2 separate regions of the Homo sapiens genome follow, and region 2 is linked to region 1. A link is a loop called in an ENCODE intact Hi-C map of the cell type or tissue named here. Cell type or tissue: heart right ventricle. All regions are shown on one strand. Links, peaks and the distances in the headings refer to the core of each region. The heading gives the core; the rest is flanking DNA.

Evidence for each region. Peaks named below come from ENCODE experiments on the same cell type or tissue, not always from the same donor. Only the 100,000 strongest peaks of a DNase experiment are listed, where the experiment ranks them.
Region 2: a loop joins it to region 1, with 2.9 times the contacts of the local background. A loop is called at or near these places in 4 of 110 quality-filtered maps.

Annotation. Positions count from the first base shown.
Region 1 is chr6:169,960,793-169,976,039 of GRCh38, reverse strand. It overlaps LOC100131532 (a long non-coding RNA gene), which reads right to left and starts at 13,417. Exons shown (of 3, transcript NR_027434.2): 1 at 12,283-13,417; 2 at 8,779-10,413; 3 at 8,362-8,430. It also overlaps LOC107986675. In heart right ventricle, for the core only: no CTCF peak of the experiment used is centred there; no DNase peak of the experiment used is centred there.
Region 2 is chr6:170,034,414-170,049,660 of GRCh38, reverse strand. It overlaps LOC105378150 (a long non-coding RNA gene), which reads right to left. Exons shown (of 3, transcript XR_943318.4): 3 at 14,265-15,247. Among named protein-coding and RNA genes, the nearest start is that of LINC01624, 230 kb to the left of the region's middle. RefSeq lists an enhancer at 11,710-12,443. In heart right ventricle, for the core only: a CTCF peak has its summit at 6,147; a DNase peak (open chromatin) is centred at 5,970; H3K27ac peaks cover 4,371 bases.

The DNA.
Region 1 (15,247 bases), core at 3,924-11,923:
TGTGTGCATGTGTGAACCCGGGGGCAGAGTGTGTACCCTCCTGCATGCATGTGTGAACCTGGGGGCGGAGTGTGCACCGTCCTGTGTGCATGTGTGAACCTGGGGGCGGAGTGTGCACCGTCCTGTGTGCATGTGTGAACCTGGGGGCGGAGTGTGCACCCTCCTGTGTGCATGCGAGAACCCGGGGGCCATGAGAGGGTATGTGCAGAACATCACTGCAATCCAGACTGGACACCCTTCTGTGTGCATGTGAGAACCCGGGGACCATGTGAGGGTATTTGCAGTAAAACCCAACTAGATAAAAGCAGCACGTGAGTGACAGCTGAGTCTACTGTGGTCACTCTTCCCCTGGGCCTGGAAAGTGGTGCCTCTGCTCAGGTGCACTGAAGGCTGGGGGCCAACCAGGCATCCGCCCTGCCCTGAGGAGAAGCGTGCTGTCCGAGGCTGGGGGCCAACCAGGCGTCCGCCCTGCCCTGAGGAGAAGCGTGCTGTCCGGGAGGGCCCTGTGGGCACCAGAGGAGGCTGAAGAGTCTCTGAGCACATCCTTCAGAAATGTCAGCTCCGGGACGACCACATTCTTAGGGCAATCCCATGGGGACCGAGACCGGCTTCTCCTAAGTGATAGGCACAGGTGCTGGGGAATGGCAGGCCCCAGGTCTGCAGAACACTCACAGCCTCGACTGAGGGGCAGGCGTGGCCTTGGCTGCTGCCCCTCAGCTGTGGCTCCTTTCCGAGTCACTGGGTGCTCCCCAGCTTGTCCTCCCTCCCCCACCCCAGGTCCAGTATGCTCGATGTGGAAGAGGAGTCAGGCAGAGACCTGGGCTCCTTCTGCCCTTCAGGAGCTACAGGGCCCTGTCCATCACAGATTTTCCCAATATCATATCTTTGGTTCCAGAGTTGTTTGTTTTTATGCTTCGACAGCAGCCAAGGTTTCTGCCTGTTGGTGTTGAGTGAAGTTGCCAGATGGACATCTTCAGACACAACCACACCTATTCCTCTTGTCATCATCTTCTGTTTCGAGTTCCTACTCCTCACCCTGGCACCCAGGGCCACAGCACTGTAGAGGATGGTGACTGGTGACATCCCTCACATCCTCCAGAAGACCAAGAGAAGCCCCATGTGCTGGCAGAGGCTGGCAGGGCAAGAGACAGATGAAGAGAGCAGGTGGAACAGTGCATCCTCACGGACGGCCGAACAGACCAGCCCAGACACCCGAGGCTTGCAGGAATGCCTTGTCCACATGCAAACACGACGCCGTCACATCTGTCCCATCTGCTGTGGAATGATGTACATTCAGTTTTAATCTCACAGCACATTATTATACCTGAAAAATGCATATAAAGCATTACCTTTATAGCATAAGAAGGAAGCTCAACAGACATTTCCACTAATAGAAAGTAAATCTATAAAAACAGTTACAAATAATTAGCAGGATATGATGGCCACAGCCATCCCTCTGTTAAATGTTGCGAAGCAGATAAACCACGTCTCAACAAAGACAGATTTTCTCCTTGACCTGACCAACATGGAAAGGTAACTGGGAGGAGGAAGTGTTTCCTCAGCTCTGACTCAATATTTAACCATGGATGGTGAATTCGTTAAAGACAATTTAAATAGCAGACAAAACCATTTCAATACAGCCAGGCGCCAGTGTTCCGTGCCTTGAAAATAAGAACAAGACATACAGGTGCAATAGAACAAAGAAATGTTGTCCAGAGAGCGCACAGATGTGGAGGAGAAATGGTGGGAGGTGCTGCACAACCATATACGAGTCCACCCACTCAGCTGAGTCAGGCCCCTTCAGTGTCCACACAGTGGGCGACCCAAACTCCGGGTAAATAGGCTGTGTAGATGTGGAGTTCTCCACATAAACCTAGGGTGAAAACACAGATAACCGTGATAAAAGGACAAGGGAAAATATGCATGCAAAAGAGGAGGGTGTGTACTCCACATAGTGACACTGTGCACACCCTCATGGTAGCACACCATGTCTACAGTGACATAGGTGCAGGCACTATCTACAGTGACATGGGTGCAGCCACCCTCCACAGTGACATGGGCGCACCCACCCTCCACAGTGACATGGGCGCACCACCCTCCACAGTGACATGGGTGTACCACCCTGCACAGTGACATGGGCGCAGGCACCCTCCACAGTGACATGGGCGCATCCACCCTCAGCAGTGACACGGGCTCACCCACCCTCCGCAGTGACATGGGCGCAGGCACCCTCCACAGTGACATGGGCGCACCCACCCTGCACAGTGACATGGGCGCAGGCACCCTCCACAGTGACATGGGCGCACCCACCCTCCACAGTGACATGGGCGCACCACCCTCCACAGTGACATGGGCTCACCCACCCTCCACAGTGACATGGGCGCACCACCCTCCACAGTGACATGGGCGCACCACCCTCCACAGTGACATGGGTGTACCACCCTGCACAGTGACATGGGCGCAGGCACCCTCCACAGTGACATGGGCGCACCCACCCTGCACAGTGACATGGGCGCAGCCACCCTCCACAGTGACATGGGCGCAGCCACCCTGCACAGTGACATGGGAGCACCCACCCTGCACAGTGACATGGGTGCACCACCCTCCACAGTGACATGGGCGCACCCACCCTGCACAGTGACATGGGCGCACCCACCCTCCACAGTGACATGGGCTCACCCACCCTGCACACTGACATGGGCGCAGCCACCCTCCACAGTGACATGGGCGCACCCACCCTGCACAGTGACATGGGCGCAGCCACCCTCCACAGTGACATGGGCGCACCCACCCTGCACAGTGACATGGGCGCAGGCACCCTCCACAGTGACATGGGTGCACCCACCCTGCACAGTGACATGGGCGCACCCACCCTGCACAGTGACATGGGCGCACCCACCCTCCACAGTGACATGGGCACAGCCATCCTCCACAGTCACATGAACACAGCCAGCCTGCAGTGGGACACAGCCAGAGCCCTGGTCTCTGGTGCTTGTGTCTGGCTGCCTGCTGCCCAAGATTGCTCTGACGTTTGGGAACAGTGGCCTCACCTGCTGCACACACAGTTGTGTCAAGAACAGCACTGTCCTCCTGCCCCATCCTGAATTGGTAAAAGGTACCTGCTCCCACTGTCCCAGGATCACTGGCAAGTGCAGACCCCGAGTGTGCAGACTTGGGTGGCTCACCTGTCTTCCCCACCATGCCTCTCTAAGGCCTGAGATGCAAGTCCAGCAATGGAGTGTTTTCCATGGGCCCAGAGGCTTGTGTGTGGTCACCAGAAGCTCATTATCCTCAGAAGGCCCTGGGCACTCTGTTCTTCTCCAAATGCATGCACTCATTGTCTTGTAATTAAAAACAGCGATTTTTTTCCAGAGGGCAGGACACCCCGCATTCATCTTTCTTTTCTTCTTGAAATAAGCTTTGAGGATGGACGCCCACAGCCCAGGGTGGAGGCAGCCCTTTCCCATGGTGGCCACTGACCTGCAGGCAGCACCTTCAGGTGGTTCTCTCATTTCCACATAAAACAAGCTATGTGCCAAAGACAGTGGGAAGAAGGCCCAGAGCACCCCTTCTGCAGCCCGGGAACGGGGTGGGGAGAGCTGCCTCTGTGTGCGTAGTCTTCCCTGAGGGTCCTAGCCTCCCCCCACTGCCTGGGTCAGACCCTGGGCCTCTGGACTAGGCGCTTATCTGTAAACCATGACGAGAGAGACTTCACTTCACAGGGGTGCCGTGCGGAGTCCCTGAGATGAGGGGGCAGTTGCCCAGACCTAGGCCGTGGCCCGGCAATCGCTTGAAGAAAGTCTGTTTGGGGCAGGGAAGGCAGTGAGCGAGGAACGCACCCACTGCACGAGAGTCCTGGGTGACCCAGACCGAGGCTGTGGTACTTGGGGGCTCCTGGCAACACTAGGGCTGTTACCCACCTACAAGGCCAGTGAATCCAAGGCATTTCCCTCCAGGCTGGGCTCTTCTGGGGGTAGATGTGGTGAGACTTGGCGTATGTGGCATGGAGCCCGGAGTCTGGCAAACGTTGCCTTCATCTTCACGGTTACATCCTTGTCTCATTCACTATCTGATCATCATTCTCCTCAGCACTGACATGTGGTCGCACTAAACCTCAAAATAAATCATGACCTAGCCAAGGGGTCTCAACCAAGGCCAGTGACAAGCAGGACCCGGGCGCTGGGCTCTGCAGGAAGCCAGTGAGGTCTGTCATCCCTCAGTAGCAGGCAGGGGCTCCAGCGTCCCAGGCGGCTTCAAGCTGCACCAAATCAATTATTCAAAGGGCGCTTGCGGGCGCTGCGGGCATGATGGAGGCACAGCAGAGAGACAGTGGAGACAGACACGGTGGAGAGACATGGCGGAGCCCAAGGAAAAGCCAAGGAGCCGGGGTCTAGGGAGGGCGAGGCCCCAGGTGCAGTGGGAACGCCGGGACCTGGGAGTGCCCTAAGCCTGGGCACAAAGGCCGGGTGGGCAAGGCTGTCAGAGTGGACAGAGACCAGGATCCCGGCCTGGAGATTGGGTCCTGCGGGGCAAGCAAGCAGTCTAGGTGACTCCTCCTGGGATGGCCCATTCTGTTCAGACATAGGCCGAAAATCAAGGAGGCGCAGCCCCCACAGGAACCCGGGGCGTGTACCGGGGTCAACGGCGCCCTGCGGACACACATGAAGGGCTCCCGGGGCTGCGTGCTCCAGGCCCCAGGATGGATGTACCTCTGGGCAGGCGGGCACTTGGCCAGACGGCTTCTGCGGGTGTAGGGAGCACAGGACACCCTCGCCCCTCACCGCACAAGCCCTGTTCGGAACTGGGGCCAAGGAGGCATGCTCCTGGGTTGCCGGGTCTCTGTGCTCCTGGGGCGGCCTGGTCTCTGTGCTCCTGGGGCGGCCGGGTCTCTGTGATCCCGGGGTTGCCGGGGCTCTGTGGTGAGCAGTGGGGCAAGTCCCCTGTCACCAGCCCCCGGGGCGTCTGGTGGTCCCTAAACTGCCCACTGCTGCTGCCCTGTGCCTGAGGGCTGCAGCCTGCATGCTCCTGTGCCCCAGCTGCTGGCCAAGCAGGGATGACCTGGAAACAAAGTTGCTGCTACTCAGGAGCCGCTCTGAGTGCTTTCCGGCCCTACCACACGGGTTCCAGTGCCGCTGCCCCAGGCCCTGCCTCAAGCCAGTGCTCACACCCCCAGGGCACAAACATCAGGGCCGCTGGTGCCCTAGCAGCCATGCATGAGTGCCTATGCCCCAGACCTGGGCCTGCCCACATGCTGGCCACTCCCTCCACAGCCCGGTGAGCCTGCCCCTCACTGCTCCGTCCTGGCCGCAGGCCACCGTACTGCCTGGGAAACCCACTGACCACCCAGGCTCCAGATCAGAAGGACGGCCCCGGGCTGCGCCACATGCATCCTGGCAGCCATCTGGGTGAGGCTGCGCACGGCTGGGAGCAATAAACTGGGTGCAGCTGCGGGAACTGGCCCTCCTGCCTCTGCAGGCACAGGAGGCCCCGGGCCCGTGGAGCAGCATTTGCCAAAACTACCCACCGACCCAGCAGCTAAGAACAGGCATTTTCTTCCTCAGGGCAGCCAGGGCTGTGACAGGCATTTCTCACTGGGGGGCCCAGTGGCCTGAGGTGTTTCTTCTTGGGTTTCAGGGCTAATGACAGGCATTCCTTGTTCAGGGACTTAGGGCTATGCAGATGTTTCTTGCTGGAAGACCTTGCGTTCCTTCTGGGATATCCAGGGCTAATGACAGGGTCTCTTGGTGGATCCGGGGCTACGGGAGATGCTTCTTATTGGAAGGTGCAGTGCTCATGACACTTTTCTGCTGAGCGATCCAGGGTCTAGACCACGTGCTTCTTTTCAGAATCTATGTCTGTGACAGACAGGTTGTGTTGGAGGATTCAGGCTACCACAGAAGTGCTCACCAGGGAGATCCAGGGCTAATGACGTCTCTGTTTTTAGGTGTACTCTTCCCTCCCCTAAAAATCTTCCCACAAGGAGGGCAAGAGCCCAGTGACTTGCCAAGCACTCCCCCTGGGCCCAGGAACCAACTGACCAGCACAGCCAGGCCACAGCCCAGCCTCCTTCTACCTCTCACTGATGGTGCCTTCCACCCCAGGAAAACCAGTCGCTTGAGACACAGTTCATCCTGACGAGGCCGTGTGGGACTGGGCCTCTGTCGGATGGGGATGTGCTGGGGGAGCCTGCACCCAGGGGCGCATGCACTGCCACAGCCATGGCCTTTCTGCGTCCGGAAGCCTCTCGCCTGGACCGGCCACGGCTCCTGAGAACCATATGCTGGCTCCATGCCCTTGATCTTGGGGTGCTTGGGAGGGAGGAGAGGAAAGGGGCAGAGAGGAGAGAGTGTGCAGCCCAGGTCCAGAGAAGACTGTGGGAGCAGTGGGGAAAGACGGAGGGGCTTCAGCAGAAAGACGCAGGTGGAGAAACTGCCGGGGAGGGCAGCTTTGCTGGGCCAGCTCCACCACTGACGCTGCGGCCGACGCCCTGGCCAGGTGCCCTTGGCTACTCTGCAGGGGCAGTGCCAGCTATGGTTTCTCACTTCAACTGCTCAGTAGCAGGGAAACATGATTTATGGGGAGAATTCCCCAGAGGCTTAAAAAAAAAAAAACAGAAAAAGAGAACGGACAAGGTCTTTGACCAGCGAGCAAGGAGACTCATTTGGCACAGAAATCAGTAACTCAGAAACAGGCCTGCAACCCTGGATCAAGGGAATCCAATACAATCTCCTCTTTCTGGCTCAACAGAAAATAGAACAAACTCGGGGCCACTAAAACGGAGTGTGCCCCAGCATGCTCAGCCTTCTCCCGGCTGACTGCGCTGGTCCCAGGGTTACCTGTGTGAGCCACGCTCTCCAGCTCTCAGCCGCAGGTTCCTGAGTCCCTGGGGCCACCTCAGGCTCCTCCAGAGACTCCACTCTCCCTTTAGGACAGGGCCTGGCAGCCGTTGTTCCTAAAATCCCAGCTTTTCCTCGTCCAAACCATTAACCTTGCTGTCCTTTATTAGGGCTCTTGGTCTTGCTGGTCATGCAATAGAAGGGAGGGCTGGGCAAAGGTGGCACCCAGAGCCCAGAGCTGGAGCTGATGCCCAGAGCAGGTCTCATGGTAAGAGTCCAGGGACAGTGCCCACGGGGGACGGGGATCCACCAGGCACTCTGTCCTCATACGCTTACTTGAGATTAAAAGAACGGGGACAGCATCCTGCCACTGAACCTGGGCTGTGACCACCGAGACCGCACAGGTGGTGACAGAAAGAATCTGCAGAATGAGCTCCTGGTGCCCGTCTTCTGTTGGAGGAAGGCGGGCACCACAGCCACTGCCCTCCAAGCTACAGCAGGAGCAGGACATCACCATCCTGGACACACACTGCCATTTTAAGTTCCCCTTGATTAAAAAACCACCTAAATCTGCCCCAAAACATCAGCCTAACAGCTAATGTCAGCATAAACAGAAACACTGCAACACTAAGGTAAACTCCCCTCTGACTAGAGACATCCCAACCCTGCAATAAACTTTCCCTCACATAGAAACAATCCAAGCCTGTGATAAGCTCCTTAATATTCTAAACCCTAAATATTGTTAGTCTGTAAGAGAGAATGCTCCTGACTGAAATCAGCCAGAAGCCCCTCTCAGGTTTATTCTCCAAAATAAACCTGTCTTGGACTGTCGAACCACTTTTCATGATTCTTTCTTCTTTCTTTAACTCTTACACCAAGTTACAGCCAGGAGCAGGAGACCAGGTCCCTGGGAGGAAACTGACCAGACCCGGTTCAGAAAGAAGGATGGATGGCAGGTGGCAGGTGATTCATTTTACGATGATGATGATTTTTTACAGACACGATCTCACTCTGTGGCCCAGGCTGAAGTGCAGGGGCAGGATCATAGCTCACTGCAGCCTCGATCTCCTGGGCTCAAGCCATTCTCCCACCTCAGCCGGCCGAGTAGCTGGGACTACAGATGCATGCCACCACATGTGGTTAATTTTTTAATTTTTTGTAGAGATGGGGTCTTGCTATGTTGCCCAGGCTGGTCTTGAACCCCTGGCCTTAAGCAATCCTCCCACCTTGGCCTCTGAAAGTACTGGGATTGCAGATGTGAGTCACGTCACAGTGCCCAGAGATGAGTAAGTGAGAAATGACTGCTCACCTATCACCCAGATACTTCTGTCCTGCATATGAAACCCTCTTCTGCACATTTCACGACACATTTGCGAGGTCATCCCCCATCGCTGGGAGCTTTGTTAGCCGCAGGTGCGTATTCATCTTTGCACCATGACACTGACAACATAGTCACTCATCTTCTTTGAGAAAAAACCAATCTGTTTGTATCCAAAAAACCGCAAGAAGCCATCGGTACCTCTTTCAAGATTCATTTTTAGTATTTCTGTACCCAAACCCCCCGATGAAGAAACAGCACATGGCACACAGCAGCCTGGCCCAGGGTTAAGGTGAGGCATGAACCCGGCCCAGGGCTAAGGTGAGGCGTGAACCCGGCCCAGGGCTAAGGTGAGGCGTGAACCCGGCCCAGGGCTAAGGTGAGGCGTGAACCCGGCCCAGGGCTAAGGTGAGGCGTGAACCCGGCCCAGGGCTAAGGTGAGGCGTGAACCCGGCCCAGGGCTAAGGTGAGGCGTGAACCCGGCCCAGGGCTAAGGTGAGGCGTGAACCCGGCCCAGGGCTAAGGTGAGGCGTGAACCCGGCCCAGGGCTAAGGTGAGGCGTGAACCCGGCCCAGGGCTAAGGTGAGGCGTGAACCCGGCCCAGGGCTAAGGTGAGGCGTGAACCCGGCCCAGGGCTAAGGTGAGGCGTGAACCCGGCCCAGGGCTAAGGTGAGGCGTGAACCCGGCCCAGGGCTAAAGTGAGGCATGCTTTCATTAGTCCCGTCAGGAGCTCTTGGCTCCTCTGTGACTGCAAATCATTTGCACCCACCTGCGAGTCTCTCCTTCTCAGGATGCACCCTCATGATACATGGAGCAAACACAATAAGCCCTGATCTCATGGGGCTGCTTGGAAACGGGCTGAGGTATCGCACCCCGAGTCACAAGCTTGCGGGAAATGCAGGCACCCATGACCCAGTGCCAGCATGCTCTAGTGGTGTGGGGATTTTGCATAACATAAGGTGAAGCTGTGAGCAGAAGAGGGGCCTGTTGGGTTCTCTGCATCTTTAAGGACTGGGCCTGGCCCACTGACTGCTTCACAGGAGAAGGCAGCATTTCCTGGGGACACAGAGAATCTCATAAAGACACTTCTCTCCCAGGGTTAAAGCAGCTGTGCGGTGCTTTGTACCATGGTCAAGCTCATGCTCCATGGAGGGAACAGGACACGCGGTGGGAATCACGTGGTCCCCTCCTGTGAGTCGATGTTTACTGTGAAGCCTCAGGGGTGAGAGGAGCAGCCAGCTGTGAGTCTTCTCTGGGTGGAGAGCACATGCCGACAGACCAAAACCCAGCACTGGCCCATGGGGAGCTTCCTGTCACAGGGGAGCTGAGGTTTCATTCCAGCGCAAAGAGAACATCTACCAAGGAAAGAGGCTCATGATCCCACTCACACAGAAAAACGTGCCCCTCGGGTGCACACGGGCAGTGGGTTGTGGGGCAGGGGAGCAGGAACACGATCCCATCCACACGGAGGAACGAGCCCCTTGGGAGCACATGGGCAGCAGGTCGCAGGGGAGGGGAACAGGAAGCAGGGGCTCCCTTTGGAGGCTCCTGGAGTCATCCAGGGCTGATGTGAGGAAGCGTCCGCAGAGCTCAGAGAAAGGTGGAGGCTGCAGAGCCAGGAGTAGAAGCTTCCAGGCATTTTTTGGAAATGGGATTAACAGGACTTGGTGAGGCCTGAAATATGTGAGTGGTGGGGCCAACAGAAAGACCGAGGGGAAAAGACGGGCCTCCCAGGACTCTCAGGTTGCTGCTTGAAAATCGGGGTGCAAGGCACTGCCCCTGCTGAGACGAGAACTCCATGCAGGAGTCATCACGTGCCACTGCCACAGAGCACCACGTTCACACCCAGCTCAGTGGAGAGACTTACAGAGCATGAGGGACTTGCCCAAACATCACACGGCTCACCCACCGTGAAGCCAGGACCCTGTCTTCGATCTGCTGACTTCCTGTCCGCCAGCACTATGCGCTCCAGAGGCACTCTGCAGGGTCAGGGCTAGGAAAGGCCACTGTCCGTGATGTCGGCCATTCCTCACCAGGCCCAGCCAGAGCAATGGCCGGGCTCGAAGAGGAGCGTTTCCACGGATGGAGGCTCGGCGGACAGTGCCCCTCTCCACTACGAACTGACAGGCAGGTGTAGAGCAGCGCTGGTTCTCTCTTGGGTCCTCGTCCATCTTCGTGAGTGGCTGTTGCCTGTGATGCCATTTCCATCCATGAACTCCCTGGCCTGTTTTCCTGTGCTTTTCATTCCTCTTCTCCCTGCTGATGGTGGGAGTGTTAAAGGTCATGCCCTACACCTCAAAAAGGGCAAAACTTTCTACTCCCCAGAGTGACTGTACATTTTAACCTTTGCACTCAAGCCAATTCTCAACAACACTGTCTACACGCCCTGCAGCCAATGCGGCCATCCAAACACAGATGGAAGATCTTCAAACTCCTGCCAGGTATAATGCATGCCAGCTTCTCCATCACCTGACAAATACCGCCCATGCTCAGCATCTGCACGCCTGGGCTCACCTCCCCTGAACACCATGTCTTCCCACTGCCTGTTTAATCTGAGCTTTTTCTTCTCCACGAATAATGCCACCTCCTCAGTTTTTACAGTCTCATTAGTGTATAATTAAAGTGTGATAAACAGCGTGCAATTGAAGTATTATCAGCCTAACATATGTATACAGCCAAGAAACCAGTACCACAACCTAAATAGCAAATCTTTTCCTCTCCCCCAAATCTCTTCCTGCCCCTGCAGGCTCCTGTGGGGTGTCTGAGCCCCTCACCAGGCTGCCCACAGGCCCTGGTCCTCCCCATGTGACCCCTTCCCAGGGCTGCCAAGTGTCCTTATGACGGGCAGAGGGCACGGAACAGCATGAGCCGGGAGTGTCCCCAAAGCAAAAGCCACAGTCTTTTTAATCTAATCTCAGACTGGATGCCCCACACCCTGTGCCCTGCTGTTGGTGAGAAGTGCACCATCAGCACAGACCATGCTCAAGCAAGGGGTGGGTCACACCCCTTACTCCTTGGCTCAAGCTCTTATCTCTGCTACCCTCACCCCTGCTCACCCTCAGCCCTGCAGATGCAAGCTCAGATCATCGACTCTTCCAAGTCCTCAGGTGGACAACTTGGAAGCTCTGGCCAGCTTAGAGTTTTTCCTTTCCTTATTAGGGCCATTTCTTATCTCCCTTCCATCAAACACGTCCTTCCATGGGCCACCCACGATGCTATCTCAGCACCAAAATGCTGCAGGCACTGGCCGGACATGCAGAGCTGGCTTGGATTCTGGAGATGCCCTGATCCCTGGGGTCTCTTCCAAATGCTGGTAGGAGGTTTGGAAACCACCACCCAATTCATCTTACCGAGCCTCCTAATTTCCAGGCTTCTAAGCTGCCCTATTCAATCATACGTTGCATTAGAGCTTCATTGTTATGAATTCTTATTCATTCATTACTTGTCTGTATTAATGCCATCTGCCTTATATTTTTAAAGTTCTTAGAAACCAAAATACCCTCCTGGTGTTGATTTAACCATGTGCAGTGTCCACAGGGCACAGTTACAATTATATGCATAATAAATTATTCTGATGATAATTATTCTTCGAACCCAGTAATGATTTAAGGACCACCTGGTTTGGGATTACCTTTCAAGCTTCTTTACTACTTTAAAATGACCCCAAAGGCCTAAGCTGTGGTAAACCGGAGCTGAGGACAAAAATTACAGAGCCATCGCACTCCTTCACAGGAACCGTGGAGGCACTTGGTGCACGGCCCTGCACCTGTGCCCAGAGGAACCTGGAGGCGCTCCGAGCACAGCCCCGCACCTGTGCTCGGAGGAACCGTGGAGGCGCACGCACGCGCACGGCCCCACACCTGTGCCCGGAGGAACCATGGAGGCGCAAGCACGCGCACGGCCCCGCACCTGTGCCCGGAGGACCCGTGGAGGCGCACGCACGCGCACGGCCCCGCACCCGTGCCCGGAGGAACCCTGGAGGAGCACGCACGCGCGCAGCTCCCGCACCTGTGCCCGGAGGAACCGTGGAGGCGCACGCGCGCGCACGGCCCCGCACCTGTGCCCAGAGACCGGGAAGGGAGGGCCTCCAGCCATGCAGGCTGCACGGGTCGTCGTGCTAGACTTCACCTTTTGTCCTGGCTGAGGTCAGGGAAGTCGCTGTGATGTTCCTTTTAGAAAACTTAGCCGAGGGCTGCGCATGCTCACAGATGGCGAAGCAGTGAGAATAACAGGACTCACAGTTCTCTCTGATAACAAAGGAATGACAGAGCTAATCGCTGCGATTCCTAAGAAGTGAGGAATTAATTATGACATACGAATCTTCACCTGCCATTACTTCAAGAACAGAATTAAAGTAGGCTTCCTCTCCTGCACAGTGGTGGGATTCTTCGGTCTGTCTCCCTGGCACCGGGGCGTGATGCTGGACAAGGTCGAGGGGTTGCGGCTGCTGAGGCTGCTCCGGGAGCTCCTGAGGTCCTATGCTGGGCCCTCCCAAGTGCCCCTGCTCACGGCAGACAGAGGGAACTTCCTGCCCCAAGAGAGGGGCGTCAGGCTGGACCGTGGCCCCTGCTCCTGCAGCTCCTAGGCCCAAGCCAGTGGGCCGCCCCACCTGTGTTCGCCTGTGGTCTGGCGGAAGCTGGCCACGTTTCCTTCCCTCCCTGTCACCGGTCACCAAGGGCCACGGGACAGAATTGGTGGTTTGGCTGCGGTTGGTGAGCTGGGTCCGTGTGCCCGGGCTCCCTCGCTGCGTCTCTCTCTTCCGCGAGAACACAACGCACCTCCCTGGCCTCACACACCCAAACTTGGCCCCTACCACAGCTGAGTCGCAGCAGAAAAGGCCATGTTGAAATAAAACCCTGGAGAGGAAGACTGCGAAGGCCAGGTGGGCTGCGGAAGCTGAGGTTTCCTGCGCCCCAGTGGATTCTGCCCACAGCGTGGAGCTTGGTGGCTGAGCCCAGAGCAGCGGAGAGGAGAAGGGGCCGAAATGTGGAGCCCGAGGTGGCTGCAGCAGGCTGGGGGCGCCCGGGGACTCGCTCGGGGCAGCGCAGCCCCTTTCCCGGGCCCTGGGCGCGGACCCTCTGCACACGCAGTCACAGGCCCCAGCCCCACTGTGGCCGAGGACCAGGCAGGCCCCAAGCTCTTCCTCCATGGATTTAGTAATTCGTTTTCAGGGCAAGCTGGAAACAGGACATGAGCCAGGCAAGGCCGCGCTCCTCTCCACTGGCCTCCCCGCGCTGTGGAACTCGCTTGCTCTTACATAGAAAAGTGAGTTTCCTGGTGAAAAGCTGAAAGCACAACGGATCTGGGCGTGGGTTTTGCCGCTTTCTCCTGAAGGAAGCCACGGACGTCTTGGCCTCTTTGAAACCTGTACATGAAATTTGTTTTCTGGGGCAGGCGCCCTCTGCAAGAATCTTACTTCCCTTCAGCCCACCGAGATGGCTGCGGCGTCCCGGGCGCTGAGATGGGGGAGCCCTGAGGGCGTCTCACCGGGAGGAGGCCGTGGGCCCAGCGCGAAGCCGACCCGACATTCCCCCATGAGCCCGGGAGGCATCGCCACATCACTGGGTGGAAGGCGCCCCGCCGCCGGCGCAGGCCCAGACCCCGGGGAACGCGAGAGCCACGAACCTGGGCCAGGAGCCGCCGAGACCAGCCCCGGCCGCCCCAGCGCTCCTCCCGCCCGGGCGCGATGCGGTGAGAATGGCCCCGGGCGGGAACGTCCCCTGTCGGGGCGGCCATGGGAGGCACTGGGGTCCCTGCTCTGCGGCCGCCCCGGTGAGGAGGCGCCCCGGCCACCCCGAAACCCGGGAGAGGCGATGCTGGCGGTGACACCGTCACCCACCGCGAGGACCCGTCCCTCCTCCTGGGGCTGCGCCGGCGCCGGGAAGCTCCCGCGACCCCCGCTCTGTCCGGCTCAGGCTCAGGAGGGCGCCCTCGGGTGTCCGGGAGCCGCATCCTCACCTCCAGAGCGATGGTGGCAGGACAGGCCCACGGTCCTCGTTCGCCCCGGGGGTGCCTGGCGGGGAAGGCGCCCGAGATGCTGAGACCCCCGAGAGCACAGGCAGAACTCAGAGGAGGCTTCTGAGGGAAAATCTCAAATTCACCTCCTTGAAGAACCGACTGTCCAGTATGGGCCCTTAGCCACATGTGGCTACTTAAATTAATTTAAAGTGAACAGAATTAAAACTCCGCTCCTCAGTTGCAGTGGTTGTGTCCCAGCACTCACGTGGCTGTGGCGACCCTCAGTGCTAAGAATCGTCTCCACACCCCGGAAAGTTCCATGGGACAGGGCAGGTCTAGGAGTTGCTGGGTGGTAATCACAGACACATGTGAGAGGCACATGCACACACACACACACACACATACAAACACACACGTAAACACACACATGCACAGACACTTCCCCCTGGCAGTCATCCTGAAGAAGGGGCTGGCTCGCTATGGCGCTAAGCCTAGAACTCAGTGTCTCCTGGAGGTACAGCTTCAGCTCCAGAGAGGAGCCCTGTGTGTCTGCAGTGGAGGCCAGAGGAGTTGGCAGCCGCAGTACAGCGTTCCAAGGATGGAGGGTTTGGGAGGGGCTGCTTCACTTGCATGGGGCTCACCAGGGTCCACGGCTGGGGGTATTGGGAGCACTGAGGCAGAGAGAGTCACGGCCCAGCACCATGGAGCCCACATCCTCCAGGGGAACCCAGGATGGGGACTGAAATGACCAATCCCCATGAGGGCGCTCAGGGACTCATCTGCACCTCCCTTAGCCCCTGGACAGAGCTGCCGAGAAAGGCATCAGTCAGAGCCACGCAGGCCTCCTGAGCCGAGTGCTGGTAGAGAGGGGTGGCCTTCAGGAGGAAGACTGGAGGAGAGGGAGTTTTCTAAAAGGAATGCAGTGTCATTGCCACAGAGAGCCCTGATGGATGTCACACTGCCTCCCCACAGTGTCTGCTGCCTGGCTGGACAAGCCCAGCGCTCCAGCTTGGAGGCTCCTCCCAGCTTAGCAGTGGGGATTCCAGCCGGGAGAAGGCGCCTATATTTAAAACTAAAGTGAATAATGGAGACATTTTCTATTCAGGCTTAAAAAAATAAATTTACAAAAGACATG
Region 2 (15,247 bases), core at 2,463-10,462, 75 kb before region 1:
GGAGCTTCTGGGAACTCGCCTGACCCGGGTGCTCTGCTCGGACATCCAGGAAAATGCAACGTGGAACTGCTGGTTCCCGGGCACCCTAGCATCCACAGAGGACCCCGTAGAACTGGATGCCACCTGCCGACAGAACACGCTCTCATCCAGCAAACACCGAGCCCCACTGACGGGAAAGAATGAGTCAAAAGAAAGAAAGAAAGAAAGAAACACAAAACCACTGAGGGAATTCCTGGGAAGCAGAGCCAGACCAAGCCTGTCTATGGGGGTCCCCGGAAGGTCACCACCTCTCTGGTGATGACGAGGAGTGAGGATAAGCGCGACCCCATTGCCCACCTCAACCTGCATCTGGGTCTAGAAATCAAGGAGGAGGAACATGGTGTGGAGGGAGGCGCTGCTGCTGTTGAAGAGTTTTCAGTTTGGTGGGGATGAAATTGCATTCTGAGAACGAGGCCATGGACGGATTCCGCGTTCATTTTATGGAGAAATAAGCCAGTTAAAATCACTGTGATAGGTGTCATTTGTTAAGCACTTTAGAGGTACTAGATACTGGGTTAATCTCTTTACACACATCACCCTCTTCCAGCTTGCGATGACTCAATAAAGTAGGTGGTTTTATTGTCCCCATTTCACAGAGAAGAAAACGGAGACTCACAGATGTACAGGAACCTGTTTGAGCAACTCGGCCACTCTGATGCCCAAATCTCAGGAGCTCCGGGCCAGGCCACCTAGCTTGGGACTGCAGGCTTCCAGTCATCCCCAGTGCTCAGGGGACCCTCCACCCTGAGCTGAGCCTGGCCAGATGTGGGATTCCCGAAGATGTAAACAGCCTCTTCCTGGTGGTCACGCAGTCGGCCGCAGCCCTGGTTGAGTCACACGGGCAGAGCTGGAACATCACAGTCTCTTCCTCTTTTTGGAAGGAGGAGGGAGGCTGTGGCAGTGTCTCAGGGCCTGCTCTGCTCCTTCCCAAGTGTGAGCACAGAGAGCCCACACTGGCCCCCAGGACCTGCCCCCACCGTGCTCCCCGAGGACACCGAAGGTCCACCACCGGGACCAGTCCCCAGAGTCTTTGGTTGTAATTCGTCTTTATCACCTTAAGGGGCCTCAGTGGGGCTACTGCAATCCGTGGGTACTCATGGCCAATGTGCGGCCCCCATCTCCACTTCTGTGATGCAGCTCTTCTGGGAGCACAAGCTCCCTGAGCTTCCTCCTCACCCTAGGCTCTTTCTAGAAGCCCTGGCAGAGCCCTGGTATTAAATGTACACCTGTAAGAGAAAGACCAGAAGCCCGAGCTCTGTCTTAAACCTTTGCTCAGCTTTACAGCCCAGCCAAACTCAGACTGTTAATGAAGAAATCAGGTCAAAATTTTAATTGCATAAACTTACTGCCTTACGGGTCACATTGCTGGCAGTTTCTTTGGGAAAGGATTGAAATCATGCCTGTCCTTGGGCAGGACACGCAGAGCCTGTTCTCAAAGATGGCCGGAATGTTAGAGCGGAAAGGACAGTTCTTATCTACTGTCTTAGTCTGTTCCTGCTGCTATAACAAAATATCTGAGCCTGGGTAATTTATAAAGAACCAGAAGCTATTTCCTAGTGTTCTGGAGATGGGGAAGTCCAAGGTGGCGGCACTGGTGTCTGGTGAGGGCCTTCTTGCTAGGTGCTCAGTTACACGCTCCCTTCAACCTCCAGTCCTTCTGTGAGGGCACTGATCCCAGTCATGAGGGTGGGGCCTCCCAAAGCCACACCTTTTAATATTGTTGCTTTGGAGATTAAGTTTCAACCTGAATTTCAGAAGGGCCGTCATCATTCAAATCACAGCAGCTACCAAACTGGCAAAGCTTTTCCTTTAGGAAAAATATTCCCATGGTTAGCAAAGACGTGGGCGGGCCTCTCCATCTGCTTCGGCTGGGATTGGAGCCCCCCTCTCTAGGATGTAATTTGTCAACACATTTTCCAAATTCTTAAAGTGTGCAAGTTTTTGCCCAGTGGAGTCACCGTAGAGTGAGGAGTTGGGGAGGGTGTAAGGAAATAATGAGGTACACAAAAATTTGGCTATGAGCTGTTCATTAAGAGGGAAAAATTGAAACAACAAAGGGAAAGATCTAAATAAATTATGGCACATTGATATGATAATATGGGGTCGTGAAAATGCTGAGTCCCCTGCATCAGGCTGGTGTGGTTCAGGAGCCAGCCCTCCATCAACTCTGTTGGCCTTAGGAGAGCTGGTAACCCCTCTGTGCCGCAGGCCCTCATTGGCCAAGTGGGGACAGAAATCACACCACCTCACAGGACAGTCAGTAAATACCCAGCCCTCACCCCATGCCCCACATGCACTGTGTGCTATTATTATCATGAACTGTCAATAAAAAGCAGCCCCTGAGGCTCGCATGTACTTCTGTGTTATAAAGACCACACACTCACCTACATTAGGAGATTGTACCCACAGGATCATACAGGCAGCTATAGGTCTACAGGTCCTATAGATCCCATAGGGCGAGGTCTGGAGCGGCACTCACAATCACTTCTGTGTGGAGGGCTTGGGGAGGTTTCTGAGGCTCCTCATGACACATATGTTTTTGTTTTTCTGCAATGGGCATCTTTTGCAATCAAAAACCAACATCAGCTCTTGTGAGAAACGTGAAACATACATCTAGATTCAGCCTCGTGGCTTCATGCCCATATTCAACACCCGCTTCAGGAAATCCCTCCTCAAAAAATCCAGAATTTCGTCGGCGGTGGTCTGCGGTGCTTCCTCTTACTCACGCAGCAATCGGCGTCCTGTCTCGTGTTGGCCACTATTTTCAGATTAAAGTTTTTTCCCTGAGCCACTTTAATAATTCGAAGCAAACTGAAAATACGGTGGTTTCTTCCTTCTTTTTCTTTTGGTTTATTTTCTTTCTGTTTTTCTTCCTCCCTCCCTCCTTCCCTTCCCTACTTCCAACTACGCACAGTTTTTCTATAATCACAAAATACTAACTGCGAGAAGGAATAGAGAAAGCATTTCTTTTCTCTGTGACCTGCGAACACAGGGCAGTGATGGATTGTGCACTGCCACGTTCCGAGGTGGAGACCAGCAGCCCTGCATTGACAGTAGTGACTTTCCTCATGCAACGAAGCCATGCAGAGACAGCTACAATGTGCTTATCATTTGGGGTGGCAGCTGGCTTCCGACTCTCACAGGTCTCCTCACCTGCAGCCGTGCGCACACCCCACAAAGAGCTGGCATCACAAAGTTAACTCAGAGCCCAGAGACGGGAGATGTCCAGGCCCAGTGGAAGGCTCCGGGGAAGGAGTGTTGTCTCCCTGTCAGAGAAGCACTTAGACAAGCACTTGGCTTAAAGTCAGAGTGGAGAACATTCTTCTTCATGCAAAGTTAAACGGGAGTGAAGCCCAGGGCAGTTCTCATTCGCTCAGATCTGCCAAGAAGCCGAAGTGCATGTAGAGCCTGTCCTGCCTCACAGAAGGCCCCGCACACCCACCACAGGCGACCACGCACCCCGTGCCGCCCACACCACCCACCACAGGCGACCACGCACCCCGTGCCGCCCACACCACCCACCGCAGGAGACCACGCACCCCGTGCCGCCCACACCACCCACCGCAGGAGACCACGCACCCCGTGCCGCCCACACCATCCACCGCAGGAGACCACGCACCCCGTGCCGCCCACACCATCCACTGCAGGTGACCATGCACCCTGTGCTGCCCACACATGCCCTAGGTAGACCTGTTGCCTGTGGCTGTAGAGGAGATGGAAGCCATGCATTCCTGAGACACACGTGGGCTTCCAGGGTTGCCAGGTGGAAATTAAAGCCGCATCACATGACCCTCATGTGGATGGGGACGTCTGAACCATCCACAGGGCTCAGGAACAGAAACCTGGTCAGGTGACCAAGAGCAGGCGGAGGCCACACTGAAAATGTTGAGTTTGGGTCTTGCACCAGCAGGCCCTCAGGGTCGTGGATGGGTATCACTCTTGATGCTCATGAATGAGTGTGTCCTTGCCAAAGTCCCGGCCATAACTGGGAGTCCAGTTCTGTGGGAAGTGCTGCCGACCTGTGTGTTAGGCAGAGTTTAAGAAACTGAACTCTGGGTGCCAGGCCAGAAAAGCCAAGAGACGTTGATCTAGGATTGCCTTCTTCTTTTGCTGTCCTGGGATTAAGGCACCAGAGAGCAGACCCTGGTCACAAAGCATCACAAAGACCAAGGTAACAACTCAGCCAAACTCCACCTGCCTCTGCCACTTGATGCCACCGGAGATTCTGTGTCACTTCGAGTTCCTGACTTTGCAGTGCTGGGAGTCTGGAGTTGGCCAGACAGCACCACACACATTTCTTCATTTTGCTGGCTTGCCAGCCGTGCTCAGGGTGCTTTCCCACTAGACCAGCAGGGATGACAAAGGTCCCACTGAGACAGAGAAGCCCACAGGTCCAAAGTCCTCAGAAGCAGCCGCAGTACCAGGCAGACCTGAAAGAAACGCTTCGAGGACCAGGAAGAAGTGATGGAGGAGAGAGGGAATGTGGGCTCTGTGGAACGGGGGTCTCCCATGTGTAGGTTCCCTGGAGCACAGGTCCTGGAACTTGGGGCTCCGTGGACACAGCTTCATGGATGCAGGTGCTGTGAACACAGGCTCTGTGGAACATAGGCCTCCCATGTGCAGGCTCCCTGGAGCACAGGTCCCTGAAACATGGGGCTCCGTGGACACAGCTTCGTGGATGCAGGTGCCATGAACACAGGCTCTGTGGAATGTGGGCCTCCCATTTGCTGGCTCCCTGAAGCCCAGGTCCCTGAAACGTGAGGATCCGTGGACACAGCTTCATGGATGCAGGTGCCGTGAGCACAGGCTCTGTGGAACGTGGGTCTCCAATTTGCCGGCTCCCTGGAGCATAGGTCCCTGAAACATGGGGATCCGTGGACACAGCTTCATGGATGCAGGTACTGTGAGCACAGGCTCTGTGGAATGTGAACCAGCCCTCTCACTTAGCCACAGTGGCCACCTTTCAGCTGGGGACATGCATCTGGCAGTAGGCTCTGGCATCCAAGTTTGGCTGTGTTTAGTTAGGACCACAGATATTTTCTCTTACCTGGTGTGAGCCAGGGCCACAGCTCAAGGGCTCCTGCACAAAGGGCTGGTTAGTGGTGTGCAGATCCGAGCTCAGGGACCCTCCTTTCCCAGTACAGTCTGGGTGTGCACCTCCAGGCGGCTTCCTTATCCTGAAATGAAGGCAGTGCTGCCAATTCATCATCACTGTGGCTATTTTGAGCTACTTGTTTTCTTGCAAAATAATGGTCAGTGTTTTCTGAGCCTGTTACATGCCAGGCATAGTGATAACAACTTTACACCTGATGTGTCACAGCCCCTGGTGGGCACATTCACTTGTACCTCCTTTGGGTAACTGGCCAGTGGAGATCCAGGCTCTCTCACAGGTCATAGGTCTGGGCCACATCAATGCTGTCTCCCCATCTATTCTTACCTGTGTGAAAGACGGCCCACCTGCCTCAAAACTGACTGTTCAGCCACTGACGCAGGCAGTGCTGTTAGGGCCACACAGTGTTCAAACTTAGACACTGCCATTTGGGATGAGGCACTGTGGAGACCGCCTCCTGTGTGGCGTTGCAGGGAGAAGGGAGCAGCCCCGTGTGGAGGGTCCTTCACACCCCAGCTCTGCCCTCATTGTAAATACTTCTCTGCAGGGACAAGTCTGTCCTGCACCGAGGGACACAAAAGCCTCTTCCACCTCAGCCTTTAGTCTAGTGGATCCGTACCAGACAGGTATGAGGTTATGCAGGGCTGCAGCAATTCTTCAGTGGCTGGGCTGTTGAGACTCTGAAGATGTGATCTGGGGCGAGGGGGACCGTGCCTGAATGTAAACGCCGGAGAAAACGGTGGCCTTTGATTCCTGACATGTGGATGCTGTGGCTGCAGTCCCTGATAGCGCCTGTCCTCACTTGAGGACAGCCAGTATCTCAGCCAGTGGGACCCTGTGTTCCAACTAGACTGCTGGCATTTTTCTGGATCTTGTTACTCTGGGACACCCGTTTAAAGAGGTGGCTGATATGACAAATGTGTTAATAACGGACGTCAGATTGTTCTGCCATCCCTGCACCAAGGACACACAAACAGCCATCTCCCTCTACAGGGAGCATTCGGCTAGACCACAAGTCTCTGAGGCCGGCTCAGAGTGGGGGTCGTTCGTTTCTGTTCCTCCAGCCAACAGGCTACCTGCCTGTGGCCAACTGAGCCGAACCGAGCCAAATCTTTTATGGATTTTGAGTAAATTTTCTTCTTGGGAAGAAATGGGTATGACTTTGAGTCATACCACGTGACGTCTAAAATTCGCAGATTATGAAAAGGGGATTTTTTTATCACAATATTTTGGCTGATTATAAAATCAAAGTAATGTAGCACTAACAAGAGAAACCGTGGCTGCGATTGCGCTCCTGAAGTTATAAATACAGAGTAAACACATCCTCTGAAAAGGAGTTTGGAAGAAGGAGACTCCAGTGCACAGTTTGCAAACCGGGAAGATGCAGCCTTTGGTGTAAACAAATGTACCTGGAGAACAAAGGGAACGTTCCGGTTTTATAGCAAAAGCTCCCACCCAGGTCTCAGTCAGGTCTGTGTATCCAAATGAAGGATTCAAACTTGCTTAGTTCTGATTGGTCAAGGCAGCTGAGTTCTGATTAGTTGATAACAGTCGGGTCTTGATTTGGCCAAAGCCAGTGAGCTCCGATTGGTTGGATTGGGTGAGCTCTGATTGGTTGGATCAGGTGAGCTCTGATTGGTTGGTTCAGGTGAGCCCAGAAAGTATCCCAGGTGCAAGGGTGCGGTTTTGGGGGGACTCTGTGTTTGTATGACCTATAGACAGCAAACGGCCGCTGGGCTCTATTTTAGCCACTCAGGATCCACCTTGAAGGACTGGCTCTTTCAGCTTCACCACTGTTCCCAGGAGTGGCCGTCTCTCATCCGGCGATACCTGGTCTTACACTGGGCTGAGAATCGCATTCACGCTTATTCTTATACTTTACGGTCTAAAATGCTTTGCTGTTAGCTCTTAGGTTTAAATCCCAGTCCTACTTATTAAACATGGAATTTGAGTAAGTAATTTACCTTTTTCAAGCCTCAATGTTCTTGTCTGAATAAAAAGGAAATGATAACACATCTGTCACTCGGGGCTGTTGGGAAGACATCCTGAAATCATTACTATGGCCACACTCTTGCATCCATTAGCTTCTAGTGTTTTGTGAACCAATTATATTCAAATCAAATTCTCCAGTGTGACTCAACAATCGCCATGTCCTATTCCATGTTTAGAAACATGACCTTTCCCTTCTGAATCTGCAAGGGAAACGGGGCTGTTTCCAGACAGTAACTGACCTTGAGCAGGGGCTGAAAACTGGCCCAGGGTCACACCTGTCCTGCCACAAGTCTGTAAGTGTATTAATCTGTTCTTGCACTCTTTATAAATGTCTAGAGGCTGGGTAATTTATAAAGAGAAGGGATTTCGTTGGCTCATGGTTCTGCAGGCTGTACAGGAAACATGGCCGGGGAGGTCTCAGGAAACTTACAGGCATGGCAGAAGGCAGAAGGCAACGGGGAAGCAGGCATGTCTCACATGCCCAGAGGAGGAGGATTAGAGATGATGGGGTAGGGGTGGTGGAGGTGCCACACACTTTTATAAACAATTAAATCTCACAAGCCCTCATTCACCATCACGAGAGCAGCACAGGAGAGAAATCCGCCCAATAATCCAATCACCTCCCACCAGACCCCACCTGCAACACTGGGGCTTACCATTTGACGTGAGATGTGGGTGGCTCAGAGCTGGGGTGCTTCGTTATCATCTTGCCAGCCAAGATGCTGCCCACCTATGGCAAACTGGGCTGAACTGAGCCAAATCAAGTAAAGTTTATTAGAATATAGCCCTGCTCTTCTGATCACAAACTGTCCCGGGTGGTTTTCATGTCACAGTGGCAGAGTGGAGTAGTGTGGCCGGCAAGGCCTGAAGTATTCACTTTCTGGGCTGTTACAGGAAAAGTTTGAGGGCTCCTGGCGCAGAGAAATGCTTCTCACACCTTCCTGGGCACAGGATTTACCTTGAGCCTGGCTGGAATGATGGTTTTGATTCCTGTACCTGCAGTGGGACCTGAGATCCTGTGTTACAAAAGGCCCCACATGCACGGGTGAAATTTTTGGTAGGAGAATGACAGACCCCTCTGCACCTGGCCAACGACGCTAGGGACAGCTAGCAGGAAAGTGGACCCCCCTGCCTACTGGGTCTGCACAGACCCCATCAGTAAAACACCTTCGTTCATTTTAAATTTCACTGGTGGCAAGAGAGGAGGCTCTGGGCTGATTAATCAGAGCAAAGAAAGAAACTTGTAGCCTTTGCTATTGTGCACAAAAAGAGTCAAACGCTAGAAAATATTTGAAGAGATTTATTCTGAGCCAGATATGAGTGACCATGGCCTGTGACACAGCCCTCTGGAGGTCCTGAGAACATGTGCCAAGGTGGTCGGGGGACAGCTTGGATTTATACACTTTAGGGAGCCATAAGACACCAATCCAAGACATTTGAGAAGTACATTGGTGAGTGGCTTGGTCCAGAAAGGTGGACAACGCAAAGCTGGCAGGGAGGGGAGGCTTCCAGGTGTCAGGTAAATTTAAAGGTTTTCTGGTTGACAATGGGTTGAGTTTGTCCAAAGACCTGAGATGCAGCAGAAAGGAACGTCTGGGTTAAGATAACGGTGTGGAGAGCAAGGTTTTGTCATGCAGATGAAGCTTTAGCTAGGAGGCTGCAGACAGAATAGGGTGCAAAATGTTGTTGTCAAAGTCTGTGCTGCTGTTAGTGAGGGGTACAATGAGACGTGTGTGACCCCCGCTTCCCGTCATGGCCTGAACCCACCTCTCAGGTTACATTTTAAGAGCCCTGGCTGAGGAGGAAGTCCATTCAGATGACTGGAGGGCCTCAGAGTTTTGTTTTTGGTTTACACTTTTCAAACAGAGATGTCTTTCTTCCTTTTGCCTTTCTTTTCTGAACAGCTGTGACTTCTGCTTGGACGTGGATCTGTGGCAGCCACACGCCTATGGTGGGACCAGTTCTTTCTTAGAAGCACAGTGTGTGACTGTCTTCTCCTGGGATCGAGGACAACTCCACGGCCTCTTCCCTTAAACAGGGATCTGATCCTCCCAGTAAACTTTCCTTCCTGTCGCGTGCTTGGGTACTCTATAAAAATGGAAGTTTAATCAATATTTTAACTTACATATTTATTTATAGACGCCTGGTTTCTCAAGGACTTCAACCTCTAAGTTCACAGTGGTGTTCCTGAGCACCCGGGCAGTCACTCCTGGCAGATGGTCCGAAGCTCAAGGCCAGGCTTGGGACATTCCGGCGGCCACCCTTCCCCACCTGGCTCTAACAGACTCCCGATGAAACCGTCTTTCTGCAGGGGGTGGAAGGGAATGGGGATGTTTTGATTCCTGGGGAGATGATAATTTGATTTTTCAAATCTTGAATATGGACATATGTGATAGGCAGTTAGCTAAGAAGATATTTATTATTCAAAAAGGAGAATCACTTTGTAACCTCACAGTGGGCAAGCAGTGGTAGCATTGTTCCCCCAGTGATGGAGGCCCACAGCCAGTGGTGACCACTAGTACTTCGTAAGCCCCAGACACAGTGCCCCAGCAAGGACATGGTGGACCAGCAAGAACACATAGGAACAGCAAGGACACGGTGGGCCAGCACGGACTCAGAGGGACAGCAGGGACACAGAGGGACAGCAGGGACACGGTGGGACAGCAGGGACACGGTGCACCAGCAGGGACATGGTGGGACAGCAGGGACACGGTGGGACAGCAGGGACACGGAGGGACAGCGGGGACACAGTGGGACAGCAGGGACATGGTGGGACAGCAGGGACACGGTGGGACAGCAGGGACACGGTGGGACAGCAGGGACACGGAGGGACAGCAGGGACACAGTGGGACAGCAGGGACATGGTGGGACAGCAGGGACACGGTGGGCCAGCGGGGACACAGCCAGCGGGGACACGGAGGGACAGCGGGGACACAGTGGGACAGCAGGGACATGGAGGGACAGCAGGGACACGGTGGGCCAGCAGGGACATGGTGGGACAGCAGGGACATGGAGGGACAGCAGGGACATCGCGCCCAGCAGGGACTCGGCATCACCTCTGTGGCATTCTTGCCGATAGTGCCTCACTTCAGTCCAATTGGACAGACCAGATAGTTGGCAAAATAACTGATCAAGTCTTCCAACGTGTCAAGGTTCGAAAGACAAGGGAGCAGCCACGGCCACAGGCAACTGGACGCAGGGGACCACCCTGATGGACCCTGGAGCAGAAGCCGGGCCCATGTGGAAACACCATGAGGTTTATCTGAAGTCTGCGTTTCATGAATAGCACTGTGTGAGTGTCCTGGTTCTGGCAGTCGTGCTGGGGCTAAGGGGCTAACTCAGGGAAGTTGGATATGGTGTGTCAGGAAGAGCTGTTATTTTTGTGACTCTACTGTAAGACTAAAATTAGTTAAAAGTACAAAGGTAAACAGAAAATAAAGAATGTGTCTGACATCGTTCAGAAGAGTTTGCACGTCAGCTAGAAACGGAATGACTTCTTCCCAGAGCCTGGCTGGGGTGGTGACTGGAGGTGGGCTCCCTCATACCTTTCCGAGGGTCGGCCTCCTGATTCATGCACACCAGATGCACAGGCCGTGAGCCAGAGTGTTTACTTCCTGGTTCCACTTGGTGTGCACGTGGGAATAACCCCCAGGGGTTTGTAGACGTCCAGTGAACTGAGCCCCCCTCAGACCCGCTGAGTCCATCCAGATCCTCTGGGATGGGAAGAAAGCATTTGGGTTTTTGTGAAAAAGAACATTGGCTTGTGGTATCATGTTTTATAAAAGACTTCTTCACTCTTTCAGAACATTTGCTACAGGATAACTTGCCAACTTATTTTCAGGAGTGTAACGTCTATGTAAAATTTTCCCAGGTTGGAGGCCACGAGGACCAGCCCTCTGCCACGCACAGATCTGAGAGCTCGCACTGTCCACAGTCAGAGGTGAGCTTGGGCCGGGCTTTCCTGGTCATCAGGGTGGTGTCCGTGCACATCCCCCAGCACAGCTGGGAAGCAGGACCCAAGTGCTCATCATGAATCTGACCTTCGCCCCCACTGCAGCCGTCATCCCAGGGAACACAGCAGTTACTGTAGCACTCATCCTCCTAACAGGACCTCCCCCCAGCAGCCCTGAGGGCAGGGATCCTCCTTGTTTCTGTCTCACACAGAGAAGGTGCTTAACACTGACCTTTATCTTTCAGCAAGTTTCTAAGCAGAGACATGCAGAGCTTTCTGCTTTCACATTTGAACTAGTGGGGTGGAGCCAAACCCCTGGTCTCTAGAAGGACATGCAGGTGTGCCAGGTGCCCAGGACAGCAGAATGTCCATGTTGTCCTCAGGGCCCTCGGTGGGAAGCACCCATGGCCAGCGCTGAGGGCACCGTGGTTGTCCCCATCCCTCACTGGCGTCTGGTTCACACGAGGATAACTCGAGCACCCATACCCCCACACCCTCCCCTGTGACAGTGTGGGAGGGTCCAGAAGTGTCCGGAAGCTGACTCTTGGTGGACATTCGGAGCACAGAGCATCTCGCCAGCTGTTTTGTGCTACCACGAAGGTGCCAAATGCCACGTCATGCTTTCAGAATGGAGTGTTTTAATTGAGATATTTAGCTAAGATAAACAAGACTTTTTGTCATGTCTCATTTGCTGGAAAATTAGCAGATTGAAAAGGCTTGGGGGATAGGCACATGAGAAGCATTGCAAAACTGAAACTGAGCCTTAGTAAGAGCTGAGACGTGGGTGTGATTGGAGCGGCCTCTGAGAGCGTGTCTGGGTGGGGGCTGCTGGTCCTGGGCCCTGGGAAGCAGGTCCAGGTTGGGGCTGCTGGTTCTGGGCCCTGGGAGGTGTGTCTGGGCAGAGGCTGCAGGTCCTGGGCCAGGTCAGGAGCTGGGATGTCCTGCTGGGACCCTCAGGCTCTGGCAGGTAGTCATGGTGAAAATGGCTTGACCCCGAACACCTGAAAGGTGATTCACTGCTGCTCTGGCAGAGGGGAGGGATAATCCTCTACTCTTAGCAGAGGATCCTGTGGGGCTGGGTCTCTTGGTGGAGATGCCTGGGAGATTTTGAGTGTCCCAGAGCACATGGGGCCGACTGAGAAAATTTCCAAGTGTTCCCTCACCTCACACTCAAAATGCTTGCATTTCAACATCAGAGTTAAACTCTAACAAAAATTAAACAGGCACACGTTTCCCCAGGGTGTTTTGTGAACCTTCAGAAGTTCTGGAAGGGACTGATGTTTTTGCCTGTGTGTTAGAGGAGCAAGGTGTGTGATATGGTCTGGATTTGTGTCCTGCCCAAATCTCGTGTTGAATTGTCATCCCCAGTGTGGGAGGAGGGCCTGGCGGGAGGGGACTGGATCACGGGGGCAGATTTCCCCCTTGCTGTTCTCATGATAGTGAGTTCTCGCTGGTTATTTAAAGGGGTGTGGCACCTCACCCTTTGCTGCCTCTTGTGTCCCGCTCTGGCCACAGGAGTCATGACACCTTCCCCTTTGCCTTCTGCCCAATCGTGAGTTTCCTGAGGCCTCCTCGGAAGCAGAAGCCTGTACAGCCTGTGAAACTATGAGACAATTAAACCTCTTTTCCTTATTTTCCTTATAAGTCACCCTTATAAGGCAGTTCTTTATAACAATGGGAGAATGCAATGATACAGAAAATTGGTACCAGGAGCGGGGCATTGCTATAAAGATCCCTGGAATGTGGAAGCTGCTTTGGAGCTGGGTAAAGGGCCGAGGTTGGAAGAGTGTGGAGGGCTCAGAAGAAGACAGGAAGATGAGGGAAAGTTTGGAACTTCCTAGAGACATGTTAAATTATTGTGATCAGAATGCTGATAGTCATATGGAAAATGAAGTCCAGGCTGAGGAGATCTCAGATGGAGATGAGGAACTTGTTGGGAACTGGAGTAAAGGTCACTCTTGCTATGCTTTAGCAAAGAGGCTGGAGGCATTGTGTGCCTGCTCTAGGGATCTGTGGAACTTTAAACTTGAGAGAGATGATTTAGGGTGTCTGGCAGATGAAATTTCTAAACAGCAAAGTGTTCAAGATTTGGCCTGGCTGCTTCTAAAAGCCTATGCTCATTTGCATAAACAAAGAAACGATCTGAAATTGGAACTTAAATTTAAAGGGAAAGCAAAGCATAAAATTTTGGAAAATTTGCAGCCCTGCCATGTGGTAGAAAAGAAAAACCCATTTTCTGGGAAGGAATTCAAGCTGGCTTGCAGAAATTTGCATAAGTAAACAAGAGCCAAATGTTGATAGCCAAGACAATGGAGAATATGCCTCAAAGGCATTTCAGAGAACTTCAGTGCAGCTCCTCTCATCACAGACTCAGAGGCCTAGGAGGGAAGAATGATTTTGCGGGCCAGGCCCAGGACCCCACCACCCTGCGCAGACTTGGGACACTGCTCCTTGTGTCCCAGCTGCTCCAGCTCCAGCCATGGCTAAAAAGGCCCCAGATACATCTCAGGCAGCTGCTCCAGAAGGCGCAAGCTGTAAGCCTTGGCAGCTTCCACGTGGTGTTAAGCCTGTGGGTGTGCAGAGGGCAAGAGTTGAGGCTTGGGAGCTCCTGCCTAGATTTCAGAGGATGTATGGAAGCTCCTGGATGTCCAGGCAGCAGCCTGCTGTAGGGGCAGAGCCCTCGTGGAGAACCTCTCCTAGGGCAGCGTGGAGGGGAAATGTGAAGCAGGGGATGCAAAAACCCTCACTGTGCTTCCTGTGAGGGCCTGGCAGAGCTACAGTCTGAAGTCAGTGCTCTCCCATCAGGAAGGAGTGCTGGTCAGTGTTTGTGCCCAAACCATAAAAGAGAGGGGTGACATCAAGTTGGTGGAAATCAGCATGGTCTCGTTTGAAGGGGCTGTATACTGTGTAGCCCTCAGGGAAGAAAGCCTAATGGTGCTTAGTGAGGGAGGGGGATCACGAAGCAAGTCTGACCTCCCCTCTGTCATGGCTGGGAACTCAGTTTTCAAGGTTTCTCAGAGGTCCCTTTGGCCAAGGGGAGGTCATTTCAGTTGGTTGCGGGCCTTAGAATTGTATTTTTATTCCTCATAGTCATATATTATTCCATGTAAATTGACAGTGGCTATGAGGAAGCTAAGGAAAGCCGGCAAGTACTAAAAAGAATTGCAGCAGTTCTGCAAATAAATCTCAGGATGTCTCTAAGTTGCATCCATTTAACAAGATGCCTACATAACATGTCAATCACTTAGCAAGATGCCTGCACAACATGTCAATCATTTAATAAGATGCCTACATAACACGTCAGTCATTTAGCAAGATGCCTCCATAACATGTCAAGATGTCCCTCACATCCAATGGACAAAAGGGGAAATAGAATGGTAGTCATAGCCATTTTGCTTTTTGCTGACTGTGAATATGAGCTGTCACACCATCAATGTGCTGTTTGGAAAGAGTTTCAGACATGTCTCAAAGTCCCTTGCACCGTTTGGGAACAAAATATGATCTCTAGAGAAGCAGATATTTAAACATCTGAATAAAAATATTCTAAACTTTGGATCATAAAAGTCATTTGGAGACATAGTACATGCAAGTAATTTGATTTTCTAACATACACTCAGTCCTTAAATAAAATAGAAAATAGTCGTTTGCTTCAAAAGTATTGATGAGCCATGGGTTTTTCTTACATTTACTTTGAAAGTGGAGTAAAGTGCATATAACACTTGCCAAATGAGGAAATTATAGGAATATTTTTAAAGATCATATGTAAATGGACCTTGTAATACATACTTCAACCATAGATAACTTTAAATACATTATTTATTACTTAAGATGTGTTTGTTTTCACATACTAATAAAAATCAATGAACATTCATTATCCATCCCAAGAGGTTATGGCCCTGAAGAGAGCCCGGGGTGAAAAACCCAGGCAGGCGGGTTAGGGCCTGGCTTGGGACGTTCTCAGTGGCAGACGCCATGGCGAGGTGGCGTGTCACATCTCCAGTGTGGTGATCTGTGCCAGCAGCCAGGGCTCTTGACTGGACTTCTTTGTTTAAAGCTGTATCCCTGCCCAACAGGCTGAGAAACTTTGCAGCCTGGGCACAAGCCTCTGCCTGCTCCCCGACCTCACCCTCCCTACATGCTGCAGATCTCGTGGA